Linked DNA regions of Mus musculus: all the other regions are linked to region 1. Evidence: chromatin loops called from intact Hi-C (ENCODE). Cell type or tissue: left cerebral cortex. All regions are shown on one strand. Region 1 overlaps Cfap54 (cilia and flagella associated protein 54). Region 2 overlaps Lta4h (leukotriene A4 hydrolase). Region 3 has its middle 5.0 kb from the start of Gm40742. Region 4 overlaps Ccdc38 (coiled-coil domain containing 38). Region 5 overlaps Ccdc38 (coiled-coil domain containing 38). Region 6 holds the start of Hal (histidine ammonia lyase).

What was found. A loop is a pair of places that touch in the nucleus more often than their neighbours do. Peaks named below come from ENCODE experiments on the same cell type or tissue, not always from the same donor. Only the 100,000 strongest peaks of a DNase experiment are listed, where the experiment ranks them.
Region 2: a loop joins it to region 1, with 4 times the contacts of the local background. A loop is called at or near these places in 16 of 42 quality-filtered maps.
Region 3: a loop joins it to region 1, with 2.7 times the contacts of the local background. A loop is called at or near these places in 9 of 42 quality-filtered maps.
Region 4: a loop joins it to region 1, with 3 times the contacts of the local background. A loop is called at or near these places in 12 of 42 quality-filtered maps.
Region 5: it touches region 1 in a loop (2.9-fold over the local background); 13 of 42 quality-filtered maps call a loop at or near these places.
Region 6: a loop joins it to region 1, with 3 times the contacts of the local background. A loop is called at or near these places in 15 of 42 quality-filtered maps.

Annotation. Positions count from the first base shown.
Region 1 is chr10:93,037,613-93,042,612 of GRCm38, forward strand. It overlaps Cfap54 (cilia and flagella associated protein 54), which reads right to left. Exons shown (of 68, transcript NM_001347060.2): 10 at 1,456-1,637; 11 at 1,201-1,366; 12 at 202-284. Among named protein-coding and RNA genes, the nearest start is that of Gm40739, 35 kb to the right of the region's middle. In left cerebral cortex, no CTCF peak of the experiment used is centred here; DNase peaks (open chromatin) are centred at 748 and 2,466; H3K27ac peaks cover 649 bases.
Region 2 is chr10:93,468,987-93,473,986 of GRCm38, forward strand. Lta4h (leukotriene A4 hydrolase) reads left to right here. Exons shown (of 19, transcript NM_008517.2): 8 at 62-202; 9 at 1,814-1,837; 10 at 2,310-2,380; 11 at 2,868-2,979; 12 at 3,913-4,057. Among named protein-coding and RNA genes, the nearest start is that of Hal, 17 kb to the right of the region's middle. In left cerebral cortex, a CTCF peak has its summit at 2,662 (motif pointing left); a DNase peak (open chromatin) is centred at 2,660.
Region 3 is chr10:93,423,489-93,428,488 of GRCm38, forward strand. No RefSeq gene overlaps it. Among named protein-coding and RNA genes, the nearest start is that of Gm40742, 5.0 kb to the right of the region's middle. In left cerebral cortex, a CTCF peak has its summit at 2,393 (motif pointing right); a DNase peak (open chromatin) is centred at 2,399.
Region 4 is chr10:93,547,276-93,552,275 of GRCm38, forward strand. Ccdc38 (coiled-coil domain containing 38) reads left to right here. Exons shown (of 16, transcript NM_175488.6): 3 at 1,634-1,734; 4 at 2,887-3,052. Among named protein-coding and RNA genes, the nearest start is that of Ccdc38, 9.1 kb to the left of the region's middle. In left cerebral cortex, a CTCF peak has its summit at 1,909 (motif pointing left); a DNase peak (open chromatin) is centred at 1,909.
Region 5 is chr10:93,574,875-93,579,874 of GRCm38, forward strand. It overlaps Ccdc38 (coiled-coil domain containing 38), which reads left to right. Exons shown (of 16, transcript NM_175488.6): 13 at 399-534; 14 at 4,888-5,000. Among named protein-coding and RNA genes, the nearest start is that of 4933408J17Rik, 12 kb to the right of the region's middle. In left cerebral cortex, a CTCF peak has its summit at 2,843 (motif pointing left); a DNase peak (open chromatin) is centred at 2,828.
Region 6 is chr10:93,484,223-93,489,222 of GRCm38, forward strand. It overlaps Lta4h (leukotriene A4 hydrolase), which reads left to right. Exons shown (of 19, transcript NM_008517.2): 19 at 441-674. The coding sequence ends at 558. Hal (histidine ammonia lyase) reads left to right here and starts at 4,546. Exons shown (of 20, transcript NM_010401.4): 1 at 4,546-5,000. The coding sequence starts at 4,909. In left cerebral cortex, CTCF peaks have their summits at 1,250 (motif pointing right) and 2,618; DNase peaks (open chromatin) are centred at 1,298, 2,631 and 3,569.

The DNA of each region.
Region 1 (5,000 bases):
AGTGGCCCCCACAGTGATGCCCATAAGAGGAAACTGAACATTTCAAGACGTCAGACAACACAGCGATGCATTCTAATGAGCGAATGATTAATAACCTTAGGAGCGGATCCTGGTCCTGCAGTGTTTTGAACCTGGCCTTGAGGGAGGCCAGTCTATATTTCCTTGGACATTGTTACAACTTATCTTAAAGAGCTACTTTACCTGGGTAGGGACACAGACACAGAAATGAAGAATTGCTGCCAAGCTAAAAGTGTCTTCCGTGAATGTGGTCCTCATACAAGACTCTGCACATGAAAAGCAAAGAAAATGAGGGTGGGGCTATCAACCGAGAAGCACCAGGGACAGAGGACAGAAACCTCACAAAAATACCACAAATGATGTTGGCTCTGTTTACCGTGGCCACATTTATCCTGTCTGTACACTATTTAAAAATGTGTTCATGTCAAAATGTATCCCGGTAAGTCAGTTAAAATGGACTGGCGTTTTTATGATCAGTTCACAATGCATACATCAGCTGTGTCCAAGGAGAAATGGGAGGCACTGACAATATTCAAATGATCAGAAATGTGATGAGTGGAAAAATGAATAGAGGCATTTGTTTATTTGGGTCCCAGTGGAAGAAGAAAGTCTGTCACTATGGGTACAAATGATTTGCTGCAATAAGGAGGCCAGGTGCTGCCTAAAGGACCGGGGAAAATATAGAAACCCAGAATGAAATACTTCTCACTGATCTAAAAGCAGACTAGACGTTCGAGTGTGCATACACTGATGCTGACACCCTTGAAGTCCTAGAATGGAAAGTGCCGCCTGCTAGTGAGAAGGGGCAGAGCCAAACTTGCTCTTAGTTCATTCCGCCTTTGTCCCATCCTCCTTTGCCTTTTGCCCTTTGCCCTGCTGACCTCACACTGAACTGTAATGCTTACGCGGGACCTCTCTCTTATGTCGAAAGCATTTCCAGAAACGCATGGTTGTTCTCACAAGGTCTAGAGACCACATCACCTGACACCCAGCTATTTCTGACCTGCCATGTTCTAGACTCCACCACTCCCCCTACTGCCCCAGTCAGTTGGTCAGCCTTGCCAGTCAGTCATCAGATGCACTCACTAGCCCTTCTGCATTGGACATGTCTTGTGTCACCTCACCAGAAAAGACTATGTTTTCTCACATAAGGCCATTTTTTTTAAGACTCCAGCTACTCACCATGACAAGCTATGTGTTTTAGATAATTTTCAATGGACTGTGTCTCCTTATCGGTTTCCAAAGGAAAGATCAAACCTCTGTTTCTCTTCACATTGATCAATGGTTCGACTGCAAGCAGAAGAATTAAATCCTTCTCTGCTTTCTTTGACTGGGGGTTGTCCTGCTTCTGCGAAAAGCATATCCCACCGGTTAAATAGCCAGTTAACGTTGTTTTAACAAAACGGAGACACTAGCAAAGAGCTTTGCATGTGTTACCTGGAGAAAGTGAATAAGCTGTCCAGCTAGGGATTCAAATAATCCCCATTCTTCGTAAGTAAAAGCCAGCTTGGCAAACCTCACAGAAGCACCCACGGAAAGAGCATTCCGCTTCTCTACTACATGCTCCAGGAGACTCGTTTGGGGGAAATCAAGCTTTCCATTTGAACGAACATTTGAAACTAGAAAAGGAGAGAGGAATGTTTGGATGCCGCTCATTTGAGGAGACATGCATTAGATATTCGATGTCAGACACTGTCAGATGCTAGGAAGAGGAGACAGAAAAGGGTGCTGTCCCCAGCCTCACTGTCACTGAGGTTGTAGGCTGGTGGGACACATAAGAAACCTAAGTGAGGGCTGGAGAGGTGGCTCAGCGGTTAAGTGCACTGACTGCTCTTCCAAAGGTCCTGAGTTCAAATCCCAGCAACCACATGGTGGCTCACAACCATATGTAATGAGATCTGATGCCCTCTTCTGGTATGTCTGAAGACAGCTACAGTGTACTTATATATAATAAATAAATACAGTGCTGTGGAGACAAATAAGAAGGGTTATCAAAGGGTAGGTCTGAGGGAGGACTTTCCCTGAGGTCACTCAGAAGAACAACCATGGCATGCTACAGAGATGGTCAGAAGTTAAGAACATTTGCTGTTCCTGCAGAGAACCCAGGTTTGGTTGCCAGCACCCGCGTGGCAGCTTACAACTGTCTGCAATTCAAGTTCCAGGGAATCCGATGGCTTCTTCTGGCCTCCGTAGACACCAGGGCACAAGACACCAGGCACATATATGGTGCACATACATGCATTCAGGCAAAACACCCATACACATAAAACAAAAATAAATCTTTTTTTTTTCTTTTTAGATAAAGGAGTAAGGACTGTAAGAAACTGGCCAAGAGTGAATTAGCTGCATCGGAAGCTCGATGTTAGGAACAAGGAACGTGTCCAGCTAGTGATTCACATAATCCCAGTAGCTATATTCACAGCAGACAGCAGGATCAGCTATGAGCTAAGAAGCATCATCTAACACGGGAAGGCAGAAGGAGAAAAGGCTGCCAAGGAGAGCTTTCAGTGTAAAGAGGAGTCATCAGTAGCAGGTACTACAGACCCTACGGAAGAGTGTGGGGGGAAGCACTGAGTGAGATTCTCTGAGCAGAAAGGAGATGGGGTTTTTCAGTAGGGTAGTAAGAACAGAGGCTGCCTTGTGTATATGATAGTAGAAGGAAAGACTTGGGAGCAGTACACATAGGCAACTCCCATGGCATGTCTGACCATCTCGGTGACATCCAGAAAGAAAATGAGAGAGGATCCAGGATAAAGGGACTGCTTAGAAGAACTTGACGGAAAGGCATGAAGACGTGGGGACGTTCTCCTCCCATTTAAATGAAAACAGGGTACTTGCCAATGAGGTTAAGTTTTAGAATCTGAGTGAATGAGATCAAAAGAATTCTCACTTGACAGGTTTGTTCGTTTTTTTTTTTTTAAATTGGAAATAAAATATTCTGATCCCCTCCCCCCAATTTCTCTCAGAACCTTTCTTTATGAAGACATGGGGCCAAAGTATGGGATCAGAGACTCACTGCCTTCAGGAGGACAGACACACACACACACACACACACATACACACACACACACACACACACACACACACACACACACGTGTGATATAAACTTATATAAACTCCACTCTTTGGGTTAATGTTTTTGAGAAGGGTGGGTGGCCCCATACCTCAACTGGGGGGCTGTGCCTAATCTCTGAATATAGTCTCTACAGGTTCTCTCTCCCCTTTGTTGGGTATTTCAGCTAATGTCATCATCCCCGTTGGGTCCTGGGAGCCTCTTGCTTTCCTGGCATCTGAGACTTTCTGGTGGCTACCCCCAGTTCCCCATCCCCCACAGCTACACAACTGTTCAATTTCCTGATCCTCTGTACATCTCCCCTGTCTCCTCCCACAGAGACTGAAGGAAAGTCCATCCAGAGACTGCCCCACCTGGGGATCCATCCCATATGCAAACACCAAACCCAGACACTATTGCTGATGCCAAGAAGTGCTTGCTGGCAGGAACCTGATTTAGCTGTCCCCTGAGAGGCTCTGCTAGAGCCTGACAAATACAGGTGTGGATGTTCGAAGCCAACCATCAAACTGAGCGTGGGAACCCCAGTGGAGGAGTAAAGGGAATGAAGGAGCTTGCAGCCCCATAAGAACAACAACAATATTAACCAACCAGCCACACACACACACACACACACACACACACACACACACACACACACACACACACCGAGCTCCCAGAGACTAAACCACCAACCAAAGAGTACACATGAAGGGACCTATGGCTCTGTGTGTAAGTTCAATGTTCGTTACATCTCATTGTCTTTATAGATCATAGCCTTCATACTCTTATCTGTGTTGTTATTTTTATGTCTCATCACACTGGGTCCAGTGAAGCAGGAGGCATTTTGAGCTCAAAACCACACCAAACCAACCAACCAACCAACCAACCCAACAAACCAACCAACCCAACCAACCAACTAAACAACCAACCAAAATACCATTTCCTGTTATGTTTCCCTTTCCTCTCTGTGTCTACCTCTTTCACTAAGATACATAACTAAATGAATGTCAACGTTTTAACATTCAACACCAAGTCCCTCGTTTTTGTTCCTTTCTTAGGACTTCTGAGAGGGCTCTTCAACGTGAGTGAGTTTCCAGACCACTCATTTGCATTTTGTTTTTTTCTGTCTGCATTTTGTCACCCACCAAGTGAGCGCATAGTCTCGCCACATGGTAGCTTACAACCATCTGAAATGGGATCTGACACCCTCTTCTGGGGTGTGCTTACATATAATAAATAAATCTTTTAAAAAAAAACTTACACAAGCAAACACCTGGCTTCCCATGTCTCCTAGGCAGACCTTAGAGCCCGATCTGCTGGCTGCTGCAAGGCCATAGAAGGTAAGTTCAAGTTCATGTGGAAAGAAAATTCAATACGCAAGTATTTTCAAAGAAAACCCACAATGCAAGCATCCTTTACCACAGGAAGCAGAAAAGTAGATCAGAGTGAATGAGGACTCAAGTAGGAGTGTTCTCTCAGAAGCAAGAGGACCTCAGAAGCATGAAGCAAGAATCCAGTGCCTAGAGAACGGAAATAGTGGGATGTATTGGCAACCTGGATGACATTAAAATTTAAGAATGTCTGGAAGCTGCTCAGAAGTTACAAGTACTGGCTGCTCTTCCTGAGAACCCAAGCTTGATTTTCAGACCCCACAAAGAACCAAAAGTTAAGGTCATCCGTCATTCTAGTTCCAGGGGATCAGATACCCTCTTCTGGCCTCCACCGGCACCAAGCACACAAGGCGATACACATACATAAAGGAAGGCAAAAGACTCAGATGCACAAAATGAAAGTAAAATTAAGAACTTCTGTCAGAAAAGATACAAATGTTTATCCATGTGAAAGGCCAGGCATGGCAGCATACACCTGTTATCAAGGAAACAGACAGGAACAGCCCTGGGTTGCCTGGCCAGTTAGAGTTAGTCAGTC
Region 2 (5,000 bases), 430 kb after region 1:
CACTTTTAAGAAATGACTATTATGACCATTAAGAGATTTGTATGCATTCATTTTTTTCCAGACCGAATCCATGCTTAAAATTGCAGAAGATCTGGGGGGGCCCTATGTTTGGGGGCAGTACGACCTCTTGGTTCTGCCCCCATCCTTCCCGTACGGTGGCATGGAGAACCCTTGTCTCACGTTCGTAACGCCTACGCTACTGGTGAGAAAGATTTCTTCGTTTGAAATGGAGGTCCCCAAAATAAGCCTGGGTGAAGGGCTGGGGCATAGCTCAGCTGATAAAGGGCTTGCTGCATAATTAATGAGGACTTAAGTTTGACTTCCCAGAACCCATGTGAAAAGTCGGTTGTATACACTAATCCTGGACCAGGGAGGTGGAGACAGCAGGTCCTAGACCATAGCCTTCTTCCTTGGCCCAGGCCAATGAGAGATACTGTCTCAAAATCCAAGGAGGGCAGCATGTGAATAATAGAATCTAAGGCTATTCCACATGGAAACACACACATGCAGGCATGCGCACATGCACACACACATACACAGATGGGAAGAGCTTTGGATGCTAGTAATATTTTTAATATATTTTTGTTTGTATAGCCTTTATTTCTAATTTTATTGCTAGTTGTGGTTATCGCAATTTTCACTTTTTCAAAGGAGACTTATTTGGCCATCGGGAAAGGGAATGTTCTACAGTATTTTGAAATGTTGAGAGTAGCCCTGCCATACAACGCACTTTGGACAAATTATGTATCTAGACAAAGGATCCACATCATTCATACTTGGCAGTCAGGTATGAGGCACAGAAACTTAGTGCCCAGCATCTAAGGGAAGACTGGCCTACCACACATTGCTGCTTTATAGACCTAGTGAGCTGCTTGGAGTTCTAGGAATCCAGCAAGGACTTAACTAGGACCTAAGTAGATTGGAATTCGCCATAGAACACATTGGACAGTGTAAACTTTCCTTTAATCTATTGTCAATTAAAAGAAAGGAGGGAGTGGGAGGTTGTGCTTACCAAAGCCCTCGTGTAGCCTAGAGCTAGGACCTGCTGGAACCCACCTCAGTGCTCCCTGCCTGTAATTCCAGCCTCAGAAAGCAGAGATGAGATTCCCAGAGCAGGCTACCTATCAAGACTCGCCATAGCACAGAGCTCTGGGTTTGATTGAGAGACCCTGCCTCAGTAGAAAAGGCAGACATGCGTGCATCTACACACGCACACACACACATACATATACACACACGCGCGCACACACACACACATACACATGCACACACACATACACATACACACGCACACACACATACATATACACATACATACACATACACCTATACATACACACACACCTATACACACACACACACACACACACGCACACACATACATATACACACACACTCACACACACATACACATGCAGACATGCACACATATACATGCACACCTATACATACACACACACATACACATGCACATACACAGCTACATACACACACATACACACACGCGCGTGCGTGCGCATACACACACACACACACACACACACACAGTAAGAAGGAAAGAGGGGTAGATACATGAAATGGAAGTAAAGAGCTCTCTCTGGGGTTAGGCCTATTAGTCCTATTGATGTTAAAGAGGTTTCTGTGATTAGGGAAGGAAAGAAGGCAGTGTTTGCTTCCTAATGCCTGTGTGTTGAACCTGTTGACATACAGAGTAGACATACAGTGACCCTTCAGGCCAGGTCTGAGATGTCGTCAGCTGCAGCCTGTCGATCGATCTGATGATGGAAATTCTAAGATGTTTTCTTTTTTGTAGGCAGGTGACAAGTCACTCTCCAACGTAAGTAAAAATTTCTTCTTACAATCTTAACACTCAAGAAGTTGTTAAAATACCCACTGTGTTGTTTAGAAGTTATTATTGTAAAAGAAAACTGGGGTTATCCTCTTGCTACTTCAGCAATTAGGTTTAGTAGAGTAAAGAAAAATTTAGCCAAATATATATGATACATAATCACAGAAACAAGTATTGTTATTTCCTGTGTATGAAACATTTTAATCGGCTTACATGCTCATTGAATTTAATACTTTCCATGTCTTTTTTTTTTTTTTCTTTGTGGTAGTTGTTTCTAATCCATTAGCATGTTCTATACCTTTTTGGTCTTGGTTAAATTGCATTTTCCTCCCGAAGTAAGTAATTTTTTAATACGTTTTTAAAAACATCAAGTCATGTGACATTGAAGTATTTAAATAAGGACTTGCTTCAGGATGAGGTATCCGGTGTGACCACTAATCCCTTAACACTGTCCTCTCAGGTTATTGCACATGAAATATCTCATAGCTGGACAGGAAACCTAGTGACTAACAAGACGTGGGATCACTTTTGGTATGATGGGTTGTTTTGTTTTCTTTTGTTTTATTGGTTGCTCTTGTTGATCCTTCTGCTTTCCACCCACCGCCACCGCTGTCTCCTCTGTACTTCTTGTTTCTCTCCCCTACGGTCTCTATGATCCACGGAGTTTCAAAAGACCCTGCCGCACCTGTCACAGAGGTCCATACAGTCTAGGTGTGCAGTTTATTCCTGCCGCTAACTCTCTGACATTGCCGCATTTTAACACAGACTTGGCAATAGCAAGATTGCCGCTTCCTTTTCTCTGCTGCCACCTGCTGGTCTGGGCTTGCTATCGTCTTAGTTGACTGCCTGGGCCTCTCTAGGCAGCATGGGCTGGGATGTAGAGGCCATGCTATCTATAAGGGCTCTCCTCCCGGGGGAAGACACAAAAGAAAAGATCCGCTTGGCTAAGATGCTGTGTTCTATCTGCTGGGACAGTACCCATTTTGTTGTTGTTTTTTTTTGTTTTGTTCCCTTTCAGGTTAAACGAAGGACATACTGTCTACTTAGAGCGCCACATTTGTGGACGGTTGTTTGGGGAAAAGTTCAGACATTTCCATGCTTTGGGAGGATGGGGAGAGCTACAGAATACGGTAAGTAGGGTGGGCTTCTACAAGAGTCACCCAGCCTTGCATAGTCATTACCAAACTGGGTTAATAAACTATCTTTTTAACAACAGGGTAGTCATAGGTGTAGAGGATGTAGCAGGTGCCATGCATAGCCCTGTTCTAAACTGGGAGCCAAGAAACACATACGTTCTTTACTGCTAACATAGATGACTATTGCATAGAAATTTATGTGAATACTTGTGATTTGTTTGTTTGTTTGTTTGTTTGAGACAGAGTGATCTGTGTAACAGCCCTAGCTATCTTGGAACTCACTCTGTAGACCAGGCAGGCCTTGAACTCACTGAGATCTCTGCCTGCTTGCCTCTGCCTCCCGAGTGCTACAGTTGAAGGTGTGCACCACCACTGCCTGGCCCTAATACTTGTGATTTTTTTTTTTCAAAAATGTATTTATTTATTTTGTTTTTTTTGGAGACAGGGTTTCTCTGCACCACCACTGCCAGGCAGATTTATTTATTACTTATATCTAAGTACACTGTAGCTGTCTTCATACGCATCTGAAAAGGGTGTCAGATCTCAATACAGATGGTTGTGAGTCACCATGTGGTTGCTGGGATTTGAACTCAGGACCTTTGGAAGAGCAGTCAGTGCTCTTAACCGCCGAGCCATCTCTCCAACCCCTACTTGTGAATTTTTAAACACACTCTCCCCAACTCTAAATGTGTCGCTCAGACATTAAATCATCTTTCTAGTTCTTTTGTCAAAGTAAAGCCTGTTATTAGCAAGGAATATCTGAGACATACATGTAGTTAGACTCCAGGAGTGATAGCAGCATACTGTTTCCAGTCTGTACGTTGAAGGTTTAGAAGCCTGAGTGAAACAGAGCCTCCCCAACAGCTTGCTGGCGCAGTAACAGTCCTCTTCCTATGAGGGTACTCATCTCACTTTATTGGGTTGCAGATAAAAACATTTGGGGAGTCCCACCCCTTCACCAAGCTCGTGGTTGATCTGAAGGACGTAGACCCCGATGTAGCCTATTCCTCCATCCCCTATGAGAAGGGCTTTGCGCTACTCTTCTACCTTGAACAGCTTCTTGGGGGACCAGGTAAGTAGCTGCCATTGTCCGCCGGTTGGCTTTCGTTTGTTTTTAATCTCTGGGAGGGTGATATGAAGAGTAGAGATGACTTGTTAACTCTTTCTAGTCTTTTTACATTTCTGGTTCATTCTGCTAGAGACGTCTATTGCTGTCAGATGTTGCCTTCATCCACAAAACTCTACACAACCCCTTAATCTAGATAATGGGGGCTTGACTTTTTTTTAAATCCCATTATAGTTAAAGAGTTAGGGTAATAGCGTATATCCATAGACAAACTTCCTGCAATCCAGAAGTTTATGAGTGACAAATGAGCGGCCTCCCAGCCCTCGCCAGCCCCAGAGTCACCTCATTAGCACTTTGATGTCACTGGCTCCAGATCTTATTCTAGGGGTAGATGACTGTCAGTCACACACACACATATACATGGAATGACTTTAATAAAATCAGGGATCCTGTAGACTCTTATTGGTGGGTCCACTTCCTCCATTGAAGTTCCCAGAAGTCGCTGTAATTCTCTCTTCTTTCTTCAAGTTTTCATGGATGTGACGTCACCTACATCAGCTTCCTCCTTCCTGTGGGTCTTAGCCACCTCAGCATAGGGTTTTCCCCCTCACCTTTGCACCTCGTGGCTTCACTTTGGAATATCTAGATTGCCAGTGTCGTTGTTGGGTTGCACCCTGTGCCCTTCAGTAAATAAAACAAGCACTCCTGGAACATAAGCCATGTGTGACTCAGCGGGGCCCCTGAGAACCGGAGCGGCTTAGCAGAGGATTTGGGGAGAGACCAGTCGAGTTGCTTCTATCACACAGTGTCCTGATGATTCTGCTTCATTACTAGTTACTGATGTTAACCTCTTCCCGTGCCACAAGCATGAATTCGAGTTTCCCACAGGTCTGTCCGCATGGAGGTCCGTACAGTAGGGTGTGGTGCTGTACAGGCAAGAGAGAGCGAC
Region 3 (5,000 bases), 390 kb after region 1:
TCTCCTGTTGGTTCATAACATTGAAGGCTGTGCAACCGAAGAACTCCAGAAAGACGGTCACGAGGGTGACAGAGTCCCCTAATGTAGGAGGGCACACTGTGTATCAGACAGAACTTGCAAGGGACTGTGCAGAGGCCACTGGGCTGTCTACAATGGCAAGCATGAGAGGCTATGCTGTAGGGTGTGAAGTTTCTCCTAGGACACATTCTTGGGGGATATAGTAAGAGATATGTCAAAAACCCACTCTTAATTGGCCTTGAGTTTCTGGGTTCAGGAGAAACCAATGAGTCACTGTGGGGAGGTGCCCATCTCTCTCCCTGTCCACCGAGTGCCTTGAGATTTCCTGCCTTGCAGATGGAGTCAATTTCTTCTTAAAGGAACTTTTGGCTTTCTTTTAACAGCAGGAACCGACTTTCCTTGTTGTGTATAAAATCTGGTACAACCACATTTTCAGAGACCACCATTACTTCCTGCAGGGCCCTGCTTAAAGCAACTATTATCCCATTGGTTTCCGCTTCCTGATGTCTTTCCTGCCAACCCGGATCATCACAAAGCCAGCAGCTTCTGGGCTAAGAACAAGCTTGAAAGGCTAACCCTGCTTTGTTCAAAATTTGGACTTCAACCATGGAGATGCTTTGCATGGGATATATTGAAAAAAGAACAAGCCAAGAGGGCAGCCTGCCGGGGACAGCTGGAGCTGCCCGGGCTGCTCAGAGCTGAATGGTCTCATCCTTCATCGAGCAGACCCCTGACAATAGTGCAGGCCTCATGGTGGGAGATACAAGAGGTAGGATCTGGTCCTAGGTGTCATGTATAAGGTGCCAGACACTATTCTTGGTGTTTCACCCACAGTCAATCACACGAGTGTGACAGCCCTGATATTTTATGATCTATGGGCTTGGTGCCCAGGGTGGGGATTGTCCATGATGGGGTTTGATCTGCATCCACCTGACTCCAACAACAAGAAAAACAGAGCTTCCTCTTCTAGTTTCCGCCGTGCGCAGTCTCTTTAGGACGCGGTGAAGCTCTGGAAGGAGCAGAGAAGGGAGAGACACACATCTATCTCTCACGCACATCACACACACAGTTATCCTAAACCTCTCTTAGCAGATCCATGCTCCAGGAGGTGAAAGCTGCTGTCCACTCTGCCGAGGCCTGTGGACACTTTGCTTGGGTATCTCTGAAGATGCAGCACTCACATGGGAACTCTGAATAAATGCATCCTCACCAAGCAGCTGCAAACCTTAACGCCAACGCACAAGGACAGAGTTGGGGTGCTCTGAATAAAGACGAGGAATCTTGGTTGGGGGAGGCTTGAAGGAGAGTGTGTGTTTAACCCTTTGACACTGATATGAAGATGTCACCCCAAAAGTTTATTTTTGATAAATACATACTTGAGGTTTTAAAAAATCAGGGGGAGGGGGGAGCGGGGGAGGGAGAGTCTCATAATGTTTTAAGTGTATTTTTGTTGAGTGATGTTCACAGTTTCCCTCGGCATCATGCAGTCCACCGGCTGCAGGTTGAGTGTGTCCTGGAGAGATGAGGAGCCAACCAGTATAATGCTACTACCATCTTAGTTTGTAAATTTTTAACTTTATTTGTGTGTGTGTGGGGTGGGGGGGACACAAACTTATACCCAGAAGTCCAGGCTGACCGCAGACTCTCTACATAGCCCAGGATGGCCTCAAATTTGTGGTAATACTCCTGACTCAGCCTCCAGTATGCTGGGATTGCAGGCATGAGCCACCTTTCCTGGCTTAATAATGCTAAACAGTGGGTGCTGCAGGGTCTCACCGTGCATCCTGTTTTCAACCAGGTTGTAGAAGGTGTGTGTATGGGTGCACATGTGAGCCGGCGTGTCTGTGCCTATGTGGCAGCATGTGTGAATCCATCCTTCAAGGAAGGGCTAAACAGCCATGTGTGAAGGAGTTACTGTCTCAGGGGGACATTTGGAGTCACAGGGCATGGTAGTGGGATGATGAGAGGCCCGCTGGTTTTAATATTGCTTCCCAGAGATGCTTCGGGAAGAGTGAGGAGGTAAATTGGCTGTTGTGAGTGATCTGAGATGAGTCCAAAAGTAGGAGGCAGCTGCTGGCAGGAAGTAAAGGGAGGCTCACTGTTGCCTGGCCCTTCCATAGAACACAGGCACAAAAGGAGAAGAAAGCAAGGGGGCTTGTTTGCCCTTGCTTCCTGGTGTAGACATGCTTTCATTTCAAGATCATCTAAAGAGCTTTCTGGCTTCACAAGCCAGTTAGCAGGAACTTTAGGGAGTGCCCCAGCAGCATACCTGGGCAAGGCTAGGGTGAGGCTCTCATAGAAGCCATGGAGAATGCATTGTATTAAGGACTAGTCATACCTTAAAATAGTCATGCAAGTGAAGCCTTTTGGACACTAGAGGGCGCCATTGACACACAAATGGTGCTTCCAGGCCCACACCACTTCACTGCAGAGGACACCCCACACAACTTAACTACAGTCTAACTTCTTGAAAGTTGAGCCTCCTATTCAACTTCACACCAGTTCAGTGGGATCGGCCTAGTCTTGAAGCAGGAAGCTCACAGGGGCCAGTAGCTGCAGGTTTTCCCAACAGACCTCACCTTCTAAAAACCCCTTAACATCAATGAAAGCAATGACACCTCAGATTCCAATGTCTTGGGGGAATTGCATCAGAAGTGTGCGGTGGAGAGATAGCTCAGTACTGACTGCTCTCCCAGAGGACCTGGGTTCAATTCCTAGCACCCACATAGAGGCTCACACCTGTTTGTAGGGCTTGTGATACACTCACATAGACATACTTGCAGGCAAAGCACCAATGAACATAGAGTGCAGAAGGGGAGAAAGAGAGGAGGAAGAGAAAGAGAAAGGAGAAGAGGAGGAGGAGAAAGAGGAAGAGGAGGAGGAGGGAGGAAAGCTAAGTGAGTTAGTAAGAATCTGAACATGTTTACAAAGGAGTTGTACTTTACTAGAGAGAGAGAAAGGAGAGAGAGAGAGAGAGAGAGAGAGAGAGAGAGAGAGAGAGAGAGAGAGAGAGAGAGAGAGAGAGAGAGAGAGAGAGAGAGACAGGCAGGTTCTTGGAAGGACTCTCTAAATGCCTGAAATGATATGAAAATTTATTGCTTGGTTAATAAGAGGTCTTAGGGTAAGATAAAATGCAAAGCTAGACAACATAATGGCTCTGAAAGTCAAAGATTCAGGTCTCATTCAACAGGTCAACTTTGATCCAGCTATAGTCCCTTCATGGTCACAAGACATCAGTCATTGTTCTAGAGTGACAGAGAACAATCCCTCTCTCCCTTCTTCCCTCCCTCTCTCCCTTCCTGCTTCCCTGAATGTACATCTGTGTGAGTATATGAGTGTGTGAATGTACATGCATATGTCTGTGTTCATGCATGTGTGTGCACATGTCCACGTGGTGTGCATGTGTGTGCACTAGCACAGAAAAGAAATCTCCTCAAGAAAAGTACTCCATTAAACAAACAAACAAACAAACAAACAAACAATTTGGCCAGCGGTGGTAGCGCATGCCTTTAATCCCAGCACTTGGGAGGCAGAGGCAGGTGGATTTCTGAGTTTGAGGCCAGCCTAGTCTACAAAGTGAGTTTCAGGACAGCCAGGGCTACACAGAAAAACACTGTCTCGAAAAACAAAAAACAAAAAACCAAAACAAAAAACCAAAAAAATTTAAAGTACTTTTAAAAAAATGGTTAAAAAAAAGCATTTATTTTCTTCATGTGAATCAGCCTTGCTGTAGAGGGGTTCCATTGTGATGTTCTGACATTTTTAGGCTTGTTTAGAGTTCTACTGTCAATGGCACCTCCCAGTTCATAAAAGTGGATCCAAGGGAAAGTAAAGAGTGGGTGGATATTATTGTTGTTGTTGTTATTACTGTTATTATTAAACAGGAGCTGTCCTTGAGACTTAGTATTTCCTATTTCCCAACAGCTAAAACCTATATTCACCAAGCCATACCTTACAGCCAGAGAGGCCAGGAATTGCCATCTGTATCTGAGCATACAGACAAGCAGGCACATTCGAGTTCCTTTCTAAGTTAAGTATTAACACAATTGGTCAACAAAAGTTGGTTGAGAGATAGAGATTTTTCTTTCATTCCATAAACAGAGTAGCACCTACACCACGCAAGATGTTGTAAGATATCTAGAAATGATTGGAGTTATATGTAGGGATGTGTGCACATTGCATGAAAATCCTGTACCGCCTGCCTCGGTGTCCCCAGTGCTGGAATTAAAGGCATGCACTACCACACTTGGCTCGTCTTTCCATTAATTAGTGCAAGTCCGTTATTTTTATAGGGCCCGTGGTTGTGCAAAACCAGCCTATATTTCCTAGTTTCCTTCATAGTATCTGAGAGTTTTCTGAGGTCAGCCTGGTCTACAAAAAGGGTTCTAGGATAGCCAGGGTTGTACACAGAGAAACCCTGTCTCAAAAAACCAAATGATAGGAAGAAAGAAAGAAAGAAAGAAAGAAAGAAAGAAAGAAAGAAAGAAAGAAAGAAAGAAAGAAAGAAAGAAAGAAAGAAGAAAGAAAGAAAGGAAGGGAAAAAGAAAGAGAAAGAAAGAGAAAGGAAGGAAGGAAGGAAGGAAGGAAGGAAGGAAGGAAGGGAAAAAGAAAGAGAAAGAAAGAGAAAGGAAGGAAGGAAGGAAGGAAAGGAAGGAAGGAAGGAAGGAAGGAAGGAAGGAAGGAAGGAAGGAAGGAAGGGAAAAAGAAAGAACGAGAAAAAGAAAGAAAGGAAGGAAGGAAGGAAGGAAGGAAGGAAGGAAGGAAGGAAGGAAGGAAGGAAGGAAGGAAGGAAGGAGAGAAAATGGAAATCAGCAATTGGGAATCTCCACCACGTTCTTTGCAGCTTAGATTTCTCCTTAGATTTTTTATGAGCGGCAAGGAACAGAACTACGCACTGCACCAAAGCATTCACAGAGAGTGGTCTATGCTGCTACCAAATGTATCTTTCCTCTCCTTTGGAACCTGACATCTGTGCTTAGATA
Region 4 (5,000 bases), 510 kb after region 1:
AGATCAGTCTACCCAGAACCTGAAAATAAGAACATATTTTCAAAAGGGGTCTTTACAGAGCTAATTAAAGGATCATGGGTTTATGGTCTATCTTGAATACAACTAGCGGCCATGTGTGGGGGTGTGCTCCTTTGATCCCTGCAGAGGCAGGCAAATCTCTGAGTTCAAGGCCAGGTTGGTCTACATGGTGAATTCCAGGACATCCAAGGGTTACATAGTAAAACTCTGTCCCCCAAATCAAAACAACACCCCATTAAATGTAACTGGTGCTTAAATGCATTAAATGCAGTTAGCTTTAGAAGGCTAGGGGTGAAGAGAGGGCAGATGGGAATATGTCCCTATCTGGAATCCATTGTTGTTCAATGGTAAGGGGCACAGGATGATTTCAGGCCAAGTCGTGATCTTAGATCCAGGAAACAGAACCAGTGGAGAGGCTATGCACTGTTGAGAAAAGGACTCACGGGATTACAGAGACAACCATCAAGCTGGAGACTCAGAAAAGCTGGTGCTAGAGTCCAGCCCAGTGCAAAGGCCTGAGCCCAGGGGAGCTGACAGGATCAGCCCCAGTCAGTTGAGCATGGGTGGCAATCTGAGAGGAAATGACCCAGCTCAAACAGCAAGGCACCCATGTGAGAGAGAGTCAGTGGGGAGCATATGTCCCCCCCCTCCCCCAGCCTATTGTCCTACTCAGGCCCTCCGTGGATTGGCTGATGCCCACACATGTTGGGATGGGCGGTCTTCTTTACCAACTCTACCAATTTGAATGCTAAAGTCGCCTGGAAAACCCCTCACGGACATACCCAAAATAACATCTAATTTGGGCAAACCCTAGCCCCAGTCAAGTTAAGACATGAAATTAATCACCACTGATACTCTCTCTGCTGAGCCCTAGCCTGTTGGCCATGCTTCTCCCACACCCTTGCACTGCCCAGGGCCCAGCCTCTGCCACCTAACTGTCTCTCCTCCCTGTATCATGAGGCCTACAATATCATCTGCCTTCTTGACATCTTTACAACCCACAAGGCCGGCCAAGAATCACCCACAGTCTCCTCCCTGTGGCCAGACATGGCCCTCCATGGCTGACACCCCCTTTCCTAGAAGGGGCCCATTATACTCAGCCTTCAATGCATCCAGTTACCTACTGTGTGTGGTACTCTATGCTTAACTCTCTAAGGAGCTGGCAGGCGTGTTCCAAAGTGGCCCCAGCATCTCACTCCTCTGCTACTGATTGGTGGGGCCAGGGTCCTCTTCACATCTCTACATCTCCAAGTGTGAGCTTGTAATAACGCAGACTCCTCATCTCTGGTTCATGTCCCCTGAGATGCTGGGCCCTGAGAGAGTGGGCAGAGAAGATGTGGCTCTTACCGGGGAGACCCAGGAGCTGTACTGCCAGGTTCAACTGGAGGGCAAGATCCATCTGAAACCCACCTTCTCAGAGACCCCTGCATCCCATTTCTCTACTCCAGCTGGTGGGGGCTTTATAATTCTGGCCAATAAAGGAACTAACTACACCCTCCTTCCTTTCCTTCCCTCTCTTCTCTCTCTCTCCCTCTCTCCCTCTCTCCCTCTCTCCCTCCCTCCCTCCCTCCCTCCCTCCCTCCCTCCCTCTCTTTCCTTCTTCCTTTTCTTTTAGATGAAGGAAAAGATGCTGTACTCAAAAAGGAAAGACCCTACAAGATTTTTTTCAAAGATCTCTTCGTTTTCAAAGAAAATGAAATTGCTGCCAGGAAAAAGGTAAGGTTTTCTTATGATCAGCATCCCCAAAGAGGTTAGAGCCAAGTGCTTTCAGCCATAGATCTCACTAGTTTTACGTGTTAAGTCTAAACTAGTTAAGACACGGTGATGCCTTGTCCTATGTTTGGCGCCATTCTGGGAAGACAGTACACAGGGACCTTCAGAGATCGCCACCTAGTGGGAGAAGGCCGCTACACCATGTCATCACCAACTAGCTCCACAGCTCACTCTCCATCTTGTGTCCGACCCCCTAGGGTTTTTCATATTGCTACATTTCAGGTCTAGCTTGCACAGGTGGCATGTTGTACCTCACTGGCCAAGCACAAAATAAAAGTATGTCTTACCATGGATAGCACCTTGGGACCGGCAGATCCTACAGCCAGAGCTGTGTGAAGGAGACAGCAGAGGTCTGCTCTGTGGACAGAGAAGAAAGAGTAGGAAGAAGACCCAAAGCATTCACTGTGGTGGCAGGAGCGGAGTCTTTAAGAATAAGCCAAAGTGTGTCAAAGCTGTTACGGATAAACAAGTTTACACGTGCTTTGAGGATAGAGGAGACGAAAGAACGGGGGTGGTGACGTGGAGAGGCAAGGGAATGCTTTTTAGAGTAATTTAAAATTAAAAAAAAAATCAGCACTGGGCCTGATTTTCTTCCCAAAGGTAATGAATGGGTTAAAGGACTCTCCTGGCTCTTGGTAGGATGAATAAAATAGCCAGAAACATGAAGTGTATTCACCCAGGGGTGGCTTTTCTCTGGGCCTTGAGAGCCTCCTCAAGCTTCACACGAGATTAAACTGAGACGTTGAAAGCTATCCAAAGGGTGGGTTTTCACTACTCTCTATGGAAGTCTGCCTTCCATTAAGTTTTCAGCTCCAGTGAGCTAACAATCTTTGAAATTTCCATATTTTCCCTGATTTAATCTAGAGAGGCATTTTCCTGTCTCCGTTTCTGAGATAGTTTGTATAAGGCCCGCCTTTGCAAGGTTATCCTTGTCTCTGTGTAAGAAAGCAAAGGATGCTGGGTACATTTCTTCCCGGGCGAGCTCCGGAACTGCCTAAGGCCGAAGGTCTTTGCTGTTTACATCTGAGCACCGTTATAACAGTATAATACTTTGGTGCATTAAAATTCCTTTCATGCTTTTCGCATCTTGGGCAGGAGAGAATGAAAAACCACAGCATGAAAATCTACCAGAAGACAACATTTTCGTCCCGAATGAAGAGTCGCTCACACCTTGGCCAGCTAGCTTTTTTCGCTGACGCAGGCAGCTCCTCCTATGAACGTCTGGGGCTAGATCCCACTCTTATTCTCAGGCTGACAGAAGGTAAGTGTGAGGGTTCGAAGAGGTTTTACCCTCTACAGACTCCTGTGTTCGAATGGCTCAGAGGTAGGTAGTGTTACTATTAGGAGGTGTGGCCTTTATAGAGGACATTTGTCACTGTGGGGCGAGCTTTGTCATCTTAAACGTTTAAACTATGCCCAGTGTGAAACAAATCCAGCCTCGTCCTGGCTTCCTGCTAATCAAGGTGGAGAACTCTCTGCTCCTCCAGTGTCATGTCTGCTACAGGCTGCCATGCTTCCTGCCATGATGACGGTGGACGAAACCTCTGAAACTGTAAGCTGGGCCTAATTCAATATTAGCCTCTGTAAGAGTTGTTGTGGTCATAGTGTCTCCTCACAGCAATTGAAATCCTAAGACAGTAAGTCAACATTACTCTTAGTTATTCATATATATATATATATATATATATATACATATATATACACATATATAATTTATTTTATGTACATTGGTATTTCGTATAATATATACATATGTATATATGTGTATATATACACATATATGTATATATAACTTATTTTTTTTAATTTTATGCACATTCAGATAACCTAGAACTGGAGTTATAGGCAGCTAAGAGCTGCCATGTGGTTGCTGGAATTGAACCTGGGTCCTCTGGAAGAGCAGCCAGTGCTCTTAACCACTGAGCCATCTCTCCAGTCCCTATTCTTGGTCTTAAGGTGTGGCTCTGGATATATGCTATTCATTGTACGTTTGGGAGATTTTCTGGTGCTGAGAAAGATGGAATCAGAGCTGCTCTACTGTTGTGAGATAAGCTACCGGAGAACACAACGTGAACTACTTGTTTATTTGTTTGTTTTATCTGTGTAGCCCTGGTTACAATCGCTACAGATCAGGTTAGCCTGGAACTCAGAGATCTACCTGCCTCTGCCTCTGCCTCTGTTGAGATTCAAGACATATGCCACCACTGTCAGGCCAACACAGACATTCTTCAAGTCAAAAGGAAAGTCTTTATTGCTGGACAGTGGCTACATGGGGAACTTGCCCAAATCATGAGGCCCCAAGTCTCACAGCCACTTGTCTTTCATGTAAAAGGCAAAATAACACACGCTTGCGCGCGCGCACACACCCACACCCACCCACCCCCACCCCCCCCACACACACAATATCCTGGTTGGCACACTTCAGTAAGCAAGACACAGAAATATAAAAGCCAAAAATAGCTAGGGACTTTTTATTTGTGGACTTTTCTAGAACTATGGACTAGGTCTCTGTTCCCATTTTGGCCTGCGTGCTGGGTTTCAAGGTCAGAATGGTACCTCTAACATGGTGTCATTCATGTTAAGTTCTGGGGCCTGTTACAATGTGGCAGGTAAGCTCTTTGCCATAGACTCGAGAACAAAAAGAAAGTGGCTTAAGAAGACATTTTTCCAAGAAGATCCTTACTTCACCTGCCTTTGGGAAGGAAGAAAGTCAATGCCAAGTAACAGTGTTGACTTTGTCAAAGCCGAGTTACATGAAAGCGATAGCCCTAGCTAGCTGTACTATTTGAGGTATGGAGATATAGACACTTCCTAAGGTCGGAGGAGCTTTGGTGGTTCAAAACAGGACTCAGGCATACAGCATCAGGAAGCTGATGGGGTGAACAACCTTTCTATCATTGCAAAAATGAGCCTGGTTTATTGACCTGGTCATCAGAAATGTCATAAGCACTTCCTGTGCATCACAGGTCAAGAAGCACCTACACATGGAAGTCCTTTGCAGCTAAACAAGGCCAGAATGGCTCACAAGAAATGGGACTTTGAGGTCAGCAGCTCCCATAGAGAAAGCAAGCCATGAGGCTGGAGAGACGGCTTAGTCAAGAGCCCTTTGCGACTCTTGCAGAAGACCAGGGGTTGGGTCCCAGCATCCTCAACAGTGGATCACCACCTGAGGTGACTTCCTCAGGCACCAGGCACACAGGCATGGGCAT
Region 5 (5,000 bases), 540 kb after region 1:
ATACCTGAGGTTGTTCTTGTGACCTGTGTGCGTGCGTGGTGAGCACAGGCCCTCCTCTCCCTCCTTCTCCTCACTCCCCCTTCTCCCTTTCTCCCTCCTTCTCCTTCTTTCTCCCTTCCTCCCTCTCCTTCTTGCCCCATTCCCCTCTCTCCCTCTTTCTCTCTCTCTCCCTCTTCCCCTCTCTCCCTCCCTCTCACTCTTCCTCTCTCTCCCCCCTCCCCTCCCCCCCCACCTTTCTCACTCGCATGACAAATGCACACACATGCACTTTGGCCATGTCATCACACGCTGACCCCTTTGTGGTTGCTGGGTGCCAGGTGCTGACATGTGGCCAGCAAGAGGGCTGAGTCCCTCAACTTTGAGTTACAGACGAGGGTCCCCTCCTTCTTTTGCAATAGAAACAACAACATCTCCTTCCTGCTGGAGCACAAACATATGCTCAGGATGAACTGTGAACGAGAGGAGGAGAAGGCAGCAGAGCTGGAGCTGAGGTCCAGGCTCTTCAGTTTTGGAGAATTCAATTCCGATGCTCAGGTACCTTCTTGGCCTGTGGTAACTTTATTTTGTCTCCCGGTAATGATCTGGCCTCCCTGGGTGCTGAGCACTTGACACACGGGGAGAGTTAGGGCAATCCATAAATTGTTGACGGGGTGTGGAAAACCAGTGCGTGGAATTATTTTGTCAATATGGAAGAATCGTCCAGGGGGTTCACGTGAAATGTTGTTCTAGTTATTTCAAATGGCCCTTCTTTGTTGCTATGTTGTGTGTGATATAGTTTATTCGTTTTGATGGCAAATTCATGTGACCACTCAATGACAGAACATGTCATGAACCTACACACTTAATACTGCATGGAAAATTGGCCCAAGCACAGAGCCTAGAATATGTGTCAACTTCTTTGGGCTTAAATAGATTGGCTTGTCTCCCAGCACCCATGACACATCCTCACACCTTTATTTTACTGATAGGTTCACCTCTCCCAGCTGCATGCAGAGCCCTCCACACAAGGACCATCCTAACTTCTTGTTAGTGAACTCAGTCCAGAGCTCCCTTAAGTGTCGATGCTCAATAAATGTTTGTTGAATGAATGATCAGGTTAGTTTACAGATCCACAAACTCTAACAACCACTGGTTTCTTGGGAAAGCCTCATGGAATTTGAATCCAAAGACGCCGCATTGGGCTAACATCACATGTATGGCTGTGATCTTGACTTTTAGGCAGAAGTAGATTTGAGGAACAGGCTACTTTAGGAAACAGATGACCATCCTCCCCTACATGCAGACAGGCAGGGTTACTAAAAGCAAAAGCTGTGGCAGGAAATGTGTTGATTGTAACCGTCCAGTTCTTCGTTTTTGTTTTTAATCAACCATTTCTTTTCATCAGGGATACACTTCTACCAAAACTCTGCCACCTAACCATCTCGAGTGTGCAATTCAATGGCACAAGTACCTTCACGTAGCATAACTGTCGCCACGGTCTATTTCCAGAACTTTTCTGCCACCACTGAAGCATAAAGTTGGACATTGTAACCATTTTTTTTGAACGTACAGTTTGGTGGTGGTAAATACGTTCACGTTGTTTTGCAACCAATCTCTAGAATGCTTTTGATCTTGTACAAGAAGAACTGCATATGCATTTAACACAAGTTCCTGGTCCCTTCACTGCTCAGCCTCTGCTTCTTTGTCTCTGACTTCGACTCTTCTCCATAGCTCATATACGTGAATCTGAGCAGGATGTGTCTTGTAATGTCTAGCTTGTGTCACAAAGCATAAGGTTCTCTGGGTTCATCCATGCCGTGGCGTGTATCAGAATTTTGTTGAATGATATTCCATCCTAAACAGTACTTTGTTTACTGTATTGGTTGACATTCATCTGATGGACACTTGTATTGTTTCTATCCAACTCTTAAATAACTGTGAAGCTGACCACCCTGTCAAATAAAAGATAAATTATCTTTGCTAGCTAATGGTACGGCACGCCACAACCAAACCACTTTAATCTCAGCTTTAGGGCAGCTAAGGGGGCGCAAATGTCATGCTCAATACTTTTAAACATTGAGTCAACCATGAGAAGGGAGAATCTAGTTTGTGAAAGGCCCAGGGCTCAATGCGCAGAGAACAGAGACTTGATTCAAAAGTTCCTCAAGACTTCGATCAACGAACAATCACAAGTATAAATGTGTACAATTTGCAGGCACACTCTGGAACATGGTGTTAATAACTTACAGTCTTCCAAGAGTATGAAGTGATATGGAGGGAGAGAGAAATGGAAAACTTAGAAGTGTTTTGTTTTGAGGGTTGCTGTTGTTAGGCACAATCTCATTATCCAAAGCTGGCTTCATGCTCACTATGTAGCTGAGGATGACCTTGGAGTTCTCCTCCTGCACCTCCTGTTTGAGACTGGGATTACCAGCACAGACCACCACCCAGTCTCACGCAGTTCTGGGCTGCCTCACACGCACACTAGGCCAGCACTGAAGCAGCGGTTTCTCAGCCTTCCTAACGCTGCGAGCCTTTGATGCAGTTCCTCGTGATGTGAGCCCCAACCATGACGTTATTTCCATTGCTACTTCAGAACTGTAATTTTGCTACTGTTTTGAATCGTAATGGAAAGATCAACACGGATGACACACGGACATCCAGACAAGCCTCCAGTTTGAAACACTGCTCTGGTCCATCAGGTCCTGTTCACTGTGGACGTACACCTAAGTTGTCCTGGTACCCCCAGTCTTGGATCCATCTTCCTGCCTACTGGCCCTGGGGAACACTGGCCCTGGGGAACCTGGCCTGCTGCCAGGGCCTCCAACTTGAGTAGCTCTGGTCCAAGCCCGCCCTCTAGTGGCAATTTAAAGGACCCATTTGCACATCTCTCTTGTCTCTAGTTGGCCTTATTCTGGAACCCTTTTTTTCCTTTGCTGTCTTAGACCAGGAACTCAATCTCATTTTCATAATAAGCCATCTTTCATTTCCTTCTATTAGTTCTTAATCCATTTTCGCCTTGTAGTTCCCTCTCCTGTTTGATGAGGGATCTTAAAAGACAAAAAAAAAAAAAAAAGAAAAAAAGAAAAAGACACCATATAAAGTCTCCATCTGTCCATGCCTAACTCTGCGTTCAAGTATCTTTCCATCAAAAAGAACATGCTCCTATCAGTTTTACTTAAACAAGCATTAACTTCTTGAAATTCCCATGTACATTAGGGCAAGATAGGTTTTTCTTCTTTCAAAAACAAATTTAACCCTGCTGGCCTAGCCCATGTTGTCCCACACTTGTGGCAATCACTCTCCCAGCCCGTGTGCTAGGATTATAGACATGAGCCACATCTTCTACTAAGATCCTGATTACTCTTCTTCTCTTTAATATGCAGTGTGTCGCCCCGTTGGGTGGGGTACTTCCACTATTTTCTCTTTTTTATATTTGTCTGTCCTTTAGCTATCTCTAAGAAATGTGGAGTTCTCTAAATAGAAAACAAAGTAAGTGCTATGCTAGAGGGGACGTCATGGCACATTTATGGTTTTCTTTTGTGTTATTTTATATTTCTCTAGGGTTTTTTTTTTTTTTAAGGACTGTTCTTTTAATATAAGTGAAAATAAAGTAAGTTTTTAGAAAGTGAGAAACTAGGAGCTTTGTGATAAACAGGATCTTTGGAACATCCGTTAAAGCGAGAGGTGGGAACAACAAGCTGCCGGAAGTGGCAGACCTTGTTTGGCGTTAAGCGATGGCATGGCGGCTGTGAGGCCCTTATGGTTCCAGATGGGTCTCCCCAGTGGAGGGAGTCACATCAGCCTTGGGTGTGTTTTTCTTGTCTTTATGGTGATTCTCATCTTCTTGAGCAGAAGCAGGCAATCCTGAGGCAGGAGCCTACATGGAAAGCGATTTACTTTGCTGAGAAGTTTATTGAGTTCCTCTTGAGGAGTATCAGCCAGCCCGTGGCGAAAAAGGATCCCTTTCATCTCCCGAAATACATTATCTACCAGCTCAAGAGACTGCAGAATCAAGTAAAACATCGAAGTGGCGAGGTACAGGGATCGGCGGGCTTCGGCCTACGTGCTCCTTAGCTTAGACTTAAAGCAATGGCTTCCCCACGGAGACCTCAAAAATTAAACTCCCAGCAGGCTGTTTGGTCGGCCTAGGGATCTGTTTGCTTGTACATGCATTTCTCTGAAAGAAGGCACTCGTTTATTCAGCAAACATTTATTGTGTAGTTATGTGCAAGGCACTGTTTTAGGTGTGCACAGTAACATAAGCAGTGGTCCCTGCCCTCTGGTCCCCTCTCAGGAAGGGGACTGGGCACATATGCGGATACATACCTATCATTCAGCATTATAGGGTTTTCAACAATAAAACCGGGAGGGGCACACGTTAAGCCACTGGTGGTACAAAGTGATTTGAAATGTGTATGTGTATGTTGTCGGCACTTGGAACATTTAGGAAATCTGGTCAACAGAAACATTCAAGCCAAAAGATACTATCTTATAATTTTATTCATCTATCTATCTACATATATATATATATATATGTATATATATATGTATATATATATATATATATATTTATACACTGTATATATTTTAATACAATCCAAGGTGTCACTGTAATAATGATCTGGCTATAAATTATAATACAAATTCTCCTTGCTACCTGATTCTCAGTGATTTGTCTTTCGAAACATTTAGGGAGCAGGTGGGGTGTGACCCAGCGGTAGAACATTTGCTTACCATGTATTAGGTCCTGGGTCCTCTCCCCAGCACGAGATGATGGTGACGGTGATGATGATGATGCTTAAAGAGCTTTCCTCTTGTAACAGTAGAATGGAATTTTGCATTTACTGACAGTGAGCCACCATATAGTGACGGAACGTTTTCTGCTTTTTTTTTTCTTGCGCTCAGGAAAAGCTAATAGACTCTCTTAGTAAAAAGATCAATCAAGTGTATAGAGTCTGCATCGGAGATGCTGAGGTTGGCAGCTTGAATGCAGTTCAAAAACTGGTCAAAGTAGAGTC
Region 6 (5,000 bases), 450 kb after region 1:
TTTGCCAAATCGTTTCACTACACTTGGTATTTTTATTCTCACTGGATGAAGCTTTCAGAAATTCCTTTTGTAAGTTAGAATGTTTATACTCTTGAATGATTGATTAGCATAAACTTGAAAAGATTATTTTTTTAAAGACAAAATAATAGAGGTCTGCCCTCTCATGCAAGGTCAGTATTTAGCCAATCACCCTCCACACTGCTCTGTAACCGCTGCTGTCCCCTCACTGTGCCTCCTCTGTGTAGCTCCCTCCAAATTCCTGTGATCTGCTCTCTCTGGGCCAGCATTTGATGCAGAGATGGTACAGGACCATCTGGTTTTACATGGGTGACGCTTAGCTGTTCCGTTGTGATCTTTAATTTAACCTTAGCTCTGACGTGATATCTCTGCTCCTCTCTCCATCTCTTCCCGATGCCTCTCCTTTGCCCTTTGCTCTGCAGGGATCTCGCTGCCTTCGACAAATCCCATGATCAAGCTGTCCACACCTACCAAGAGCATAAAGCCAGCATGCATCCCGTGACTGCGATGCTGGTGGGGAGAGATCTGAAAGTGGATTAAGGAACTGATTGTTGCTGATTTCAGAAAATTCCTTTTTTTTAAAAAAAAAAAAAATTGAACCTATTAAGAAATACAAAATTTTAGCTGTCATTGTATTTTAAAGTGTCATTTTTGGTTTTTTGTTGTTGTTGTTTATTTGTTTTTAAATCATTTTTCATGATTTCACTAATATTCTCTGCCCCTTACAAACCAATGTGGAGTATTCATCTGCCATGAGATGTGGATATGAGAGTAATATCCTCCCCCACCCTCCCTCACCTCCTGTGGCCGTTGGGATAACTGTCCCTGGGGTCATGAGAGCAAATGAGCTAGCCCTGTCCCTTGCTGGCTGCAGCACTGCACCTAGCCTGGCCAGTACAGTGGAGCTGGCCCTGATGGCAGAGGCATAAGTGAGCTAGCCCCGAGGGTATGAGAGCAGATGAGCTGGCCCTGCCCCTCACTCACCTGGGCAGCAGAGTATGGCTGGCATGGTTGAGGGGCGCTCGTGAGCAGGCCCCAAGGGTGAGAGCACAGGATAGCCGGCCCCATCACTTGTCTGGTATGAGGTGGCATGGGTTGGAAGATGATGCCCTTCCCATTGCCTCCTGCAGCAACCAGGAGAGCTGACCCTGGGATCAGGAGAATGGGAGAGCTAGTCCTGCCCTGTCACTGACACAGTAGAGCTGGTCCTGGTGGAGTGGACACAGGTGAGCTGCCCCAGCCTCCTGTAGATGGCAGCACTGAGTGGCCTACCTGGAGCAGTGCTGAAGCGCTCGCCCTGGTGATGCAGATAAGGGAGAGCTGTCAGGCTGACCAGCTCAGCAGCCATCCAGGCCCAGATCCAGGGCTCTCTGAGTTGTCCCATTCCAAAATCTGTATCATTTGCTAATGGTTGGGGTGCGTGAAAGGGTGAGTCCTGCTGTTCCGAAGCTGCAGGATCTCCATGGCACAGGACAACAGCAGGGTAACCAGCAAGAGTCCTGGTGAGAATTCCATGTTGATGTCACTGAAGCCAAAGCTCTTGAAGCAAACCAATGACTCATCAAAATGAACATTTGCAAGTGAAGGTGTGTAGCCAATACATGGGATACGTTGGGACATATTACAGCTTCCATGATGAGATATTTGTAGTCTTATAAAGGACATTTAATTGGGGCTGCCTTACAGGTTCAGAGGTTCAGTCCATTATCATCAAGGCAGGAACATGGCAGCTCCAGGCAGGCATGGTGCAGGAGGAGCTGAGAGTTCTCTGTCTTTATCTGAAGGCTGCTAGCAGAATACTGGCTTCCAGGCAGCTAGGATGAAGGTCTTAAAGCCCACACCCACAGTGACACACCTACTCCAACAGGGCCACATCTAATAGTGCTACTCCCTGGGCTGAGCATATGCAAACCACAGCTCCCCAGCCCTGGATCCATCCTGCTGCCCCAGTGGACTTACCCCAGTCTCCTGTTCTTCACAGATCAGGTGACCACCCTGAGCATCCCAGTGTACCCTCACTCCATTCAGCCTGCCTCACCACCTCCCCAGAGCACACGGCATGTGGAGACCCATTGATTGAATTTGAACCAAATAAAAGACAGGCCTAAGAGAGTACCCTGCAGCTCGGGGCATTTCCACGTGCAACCTGTGGGGGGGGGGGGGCAGGGGGGGCGGGACATTGGCAGTCAGAGCAGAAGGATGTTATTTAAGGGTCACAGAGGGTCTGCAACACGGAGACATCGGTGCTTCTGTCTCGTGTGTTTCTCTTACTCTTAATGTGCACTCTGAACCCAGCTCACCCTGGGTTACACATAGAACGACAATCACAGTTCCAAGTTCTCCACTGAGCCCACTCCTGGTCAAATAAACTCTAGCTAAGGGGAGTGTTGTTTTAGAGTATAAGCTTTGGGTGTGTGTCATCACTGGGTACCCCCTAAAAATGTAAAGATTAAGAACACCCCGAAGATGGTTCCTGTCCAATCCTTGAATCCAGTTGTGTTCTTTGGTGGACTTATCCATGCTACAGCATAATCCCGTTTCCCAGCACATGGCTCTCACTTGCATTTCTTCCCTGGAAAGGTTAGAGGGCGCCAGAGACACACCCTGCTACTGGTTTTCCTAGGACCAAGGATGCATTCTCACTGGCTCAAGTTCAGCTAATTCACATGCACTGAGTTGTCTCTGTGTCAGATCAAGTGCACAGGATCACCCGAGGAACTAAAAGAACAGAAGTGTATAAATGGTGAAAAAGATGGGCATGCTAACATAGCCTGGCAAAGAATTCCACCGAACCCAGATTAAGGGTGACTTACACATAAGGTGAACAGAGACAACAGCTCTGGAGTTATCTGACACGCAAAGGAGACCAGAGAGTGTGAAGAGAAAAAAAATGAGAAGTCAGCCACATGATATTTGAGGTTTGTGTAGAATCTTCACATGGCTAGGAGGAACTGATTGCCCGGTACTGATATCATGGAATCACTCAAAAGCTGGGTCTACCTGGGATGTCAGCAAGAGCACCCGATAGTTTGGGTGACCTTTCAACCTGAGGGGTAGTGGGACATCTCAGCCTTGGCGCATCTGTTCATCTCCAGACATCAACATCTGAACAGGTATTCAGACAGGACTTGGTGGTGAATGAATGAATAAATGAAGGTGGTTCACATCTGAGGGCCACAGTTTTCCCAGAGTTGTAAAAGATGAAGCCCGTATCTGGGAATGAGCTGCAAGTTGAGGAGAGAGGGAAGACTTGGAGCGTTCCCTCTGGGGGGGGCATGAGTCAAAGGGTGGTGCCATCACCCCCACGGTCATAGGACTTGTTACATCAGTCTGCTGGGGTAAGCAGGTGACAGTCCAGAGTAAGGACTCAGGGTATGGGTTTCATCCCAAATTACACACATAATAGATTCTGGCTTCCCAAGGACCTTGAAGCTGTTTAAGCATAGCCACATAAGCAACTAGGATAGCTTCCTAAGCGGTGGGGTTCAGGAGGAGAAGAAAGGGTTAACCGGAGGTCAGGTCCGTGGGCAGAGATGAGCTAAGTAAGGTGGAAGGCCATGTCCTGGAGGTGGAATACTGAACTGAAGCTAACTTCTGTCTTGATAGCAAATCGAGATGTTGCCAAATTGCAGGGCACAGTCGGGGTGTGGTTGTCTGATGAATACATTTCGATAGACTGATGGTAAGACACTGGATGTGGATCTGGGTGTCTATCTACAGAGCAACTGTTCTAATGAAGTAGAAGGCAGGTCAGGGTTTCTGATTATTCAATCAAATTTCTCAGAACTGACATACTACTAAAGCGCACACAATTCTTTGAATCTCTTGGGCTATCAGTGTTCCTTAACACAGGTGGGGCAAAATTAGGTGGGGGGGGGTGCAGGGGAAGCGGTTTGGGGCAGGGAAGAAGCTTAGCTGAACTAGGGATATCCAGGGGGCAAAGATAAGGAATATTCACACACACACACACACACTCTTGAGGGCATGTGGAGTGTTAAAGTCCAAGTCCTGGTGAGAGTAATTGGGAGTCTCCCCATCCAGCAGGCACGGACCTCAGGGTTGACACACACTAATTGACTTTGTCCTTCCAGCTGCCCGTGGGGATATTCGTTTCATAGACGAGTAAAGCTGAATCCCAGGGGACTCAAATGACTGCGAGTCACACAGCCAGGATTTATCCCAGGTAGATGCCGCGAATCACGGCATTAGAGAATTTGCCTTTGGCTTAGGAAACGGGAAGATCACTCACTCACCCCAGGGTAGTGAGCTGAGGGCCTCCAAGCTACGGTGATTCATGTGTCTAAACACAACCTTTTCAGAACTGCTTTCTTTGATGGAGCAATGGCTTTGGTAGCACTGGGCACTGGCAGGGAGGCGTTGCTCAACGCGTGTTTGTGGAATAAATAAATGAATGGGGATTGCTACACTCTGGGTGTCACAATTGACCGAGAGGATGCGTTTTACCAATTGAGTAATTCCCTAAAGAGGGGAACATGGTGTTTATAAGCAGCTTTCAAGGCAGACTCAGAAAGGGAGAGAGAGAACGGGGAACCCTGGTCAGAAGGACTTCCAGGGTCAGAGAACTACAAGGTTACATTAAAAGTGGGCTCAGCTACCCATATCCCTGTCTCCTGCACCTAGTTCAGCATCCAGAAAGGCCAAAGGAACACCAGAGACCGCAATCAATATTTGTTTAAAGTGTGAATGGCTAAAGGCAAGGGAAGGGGTGTGTTCTGAAAGTCCACTCTCAGTCTCACTGCCAACCACACCCCAGCAGACACTCCCCTCCCTGGTAAAGGATAAAGGCTCTCCCCAGTCGAGGACTGTAGGAAAGGAGCCAGCCCTTGGTTACAGTGGCCTGCTGCTCAGAAGGGCTATAGCATCTGAGCCATGCCTAGGTACACAGTGCACGTGCGTGGGGAATGGCTGGCGGTGCCCTGTCAGGATGGGAAGCTCACTGTTGGCTGGCTGGGCCGTGAGGC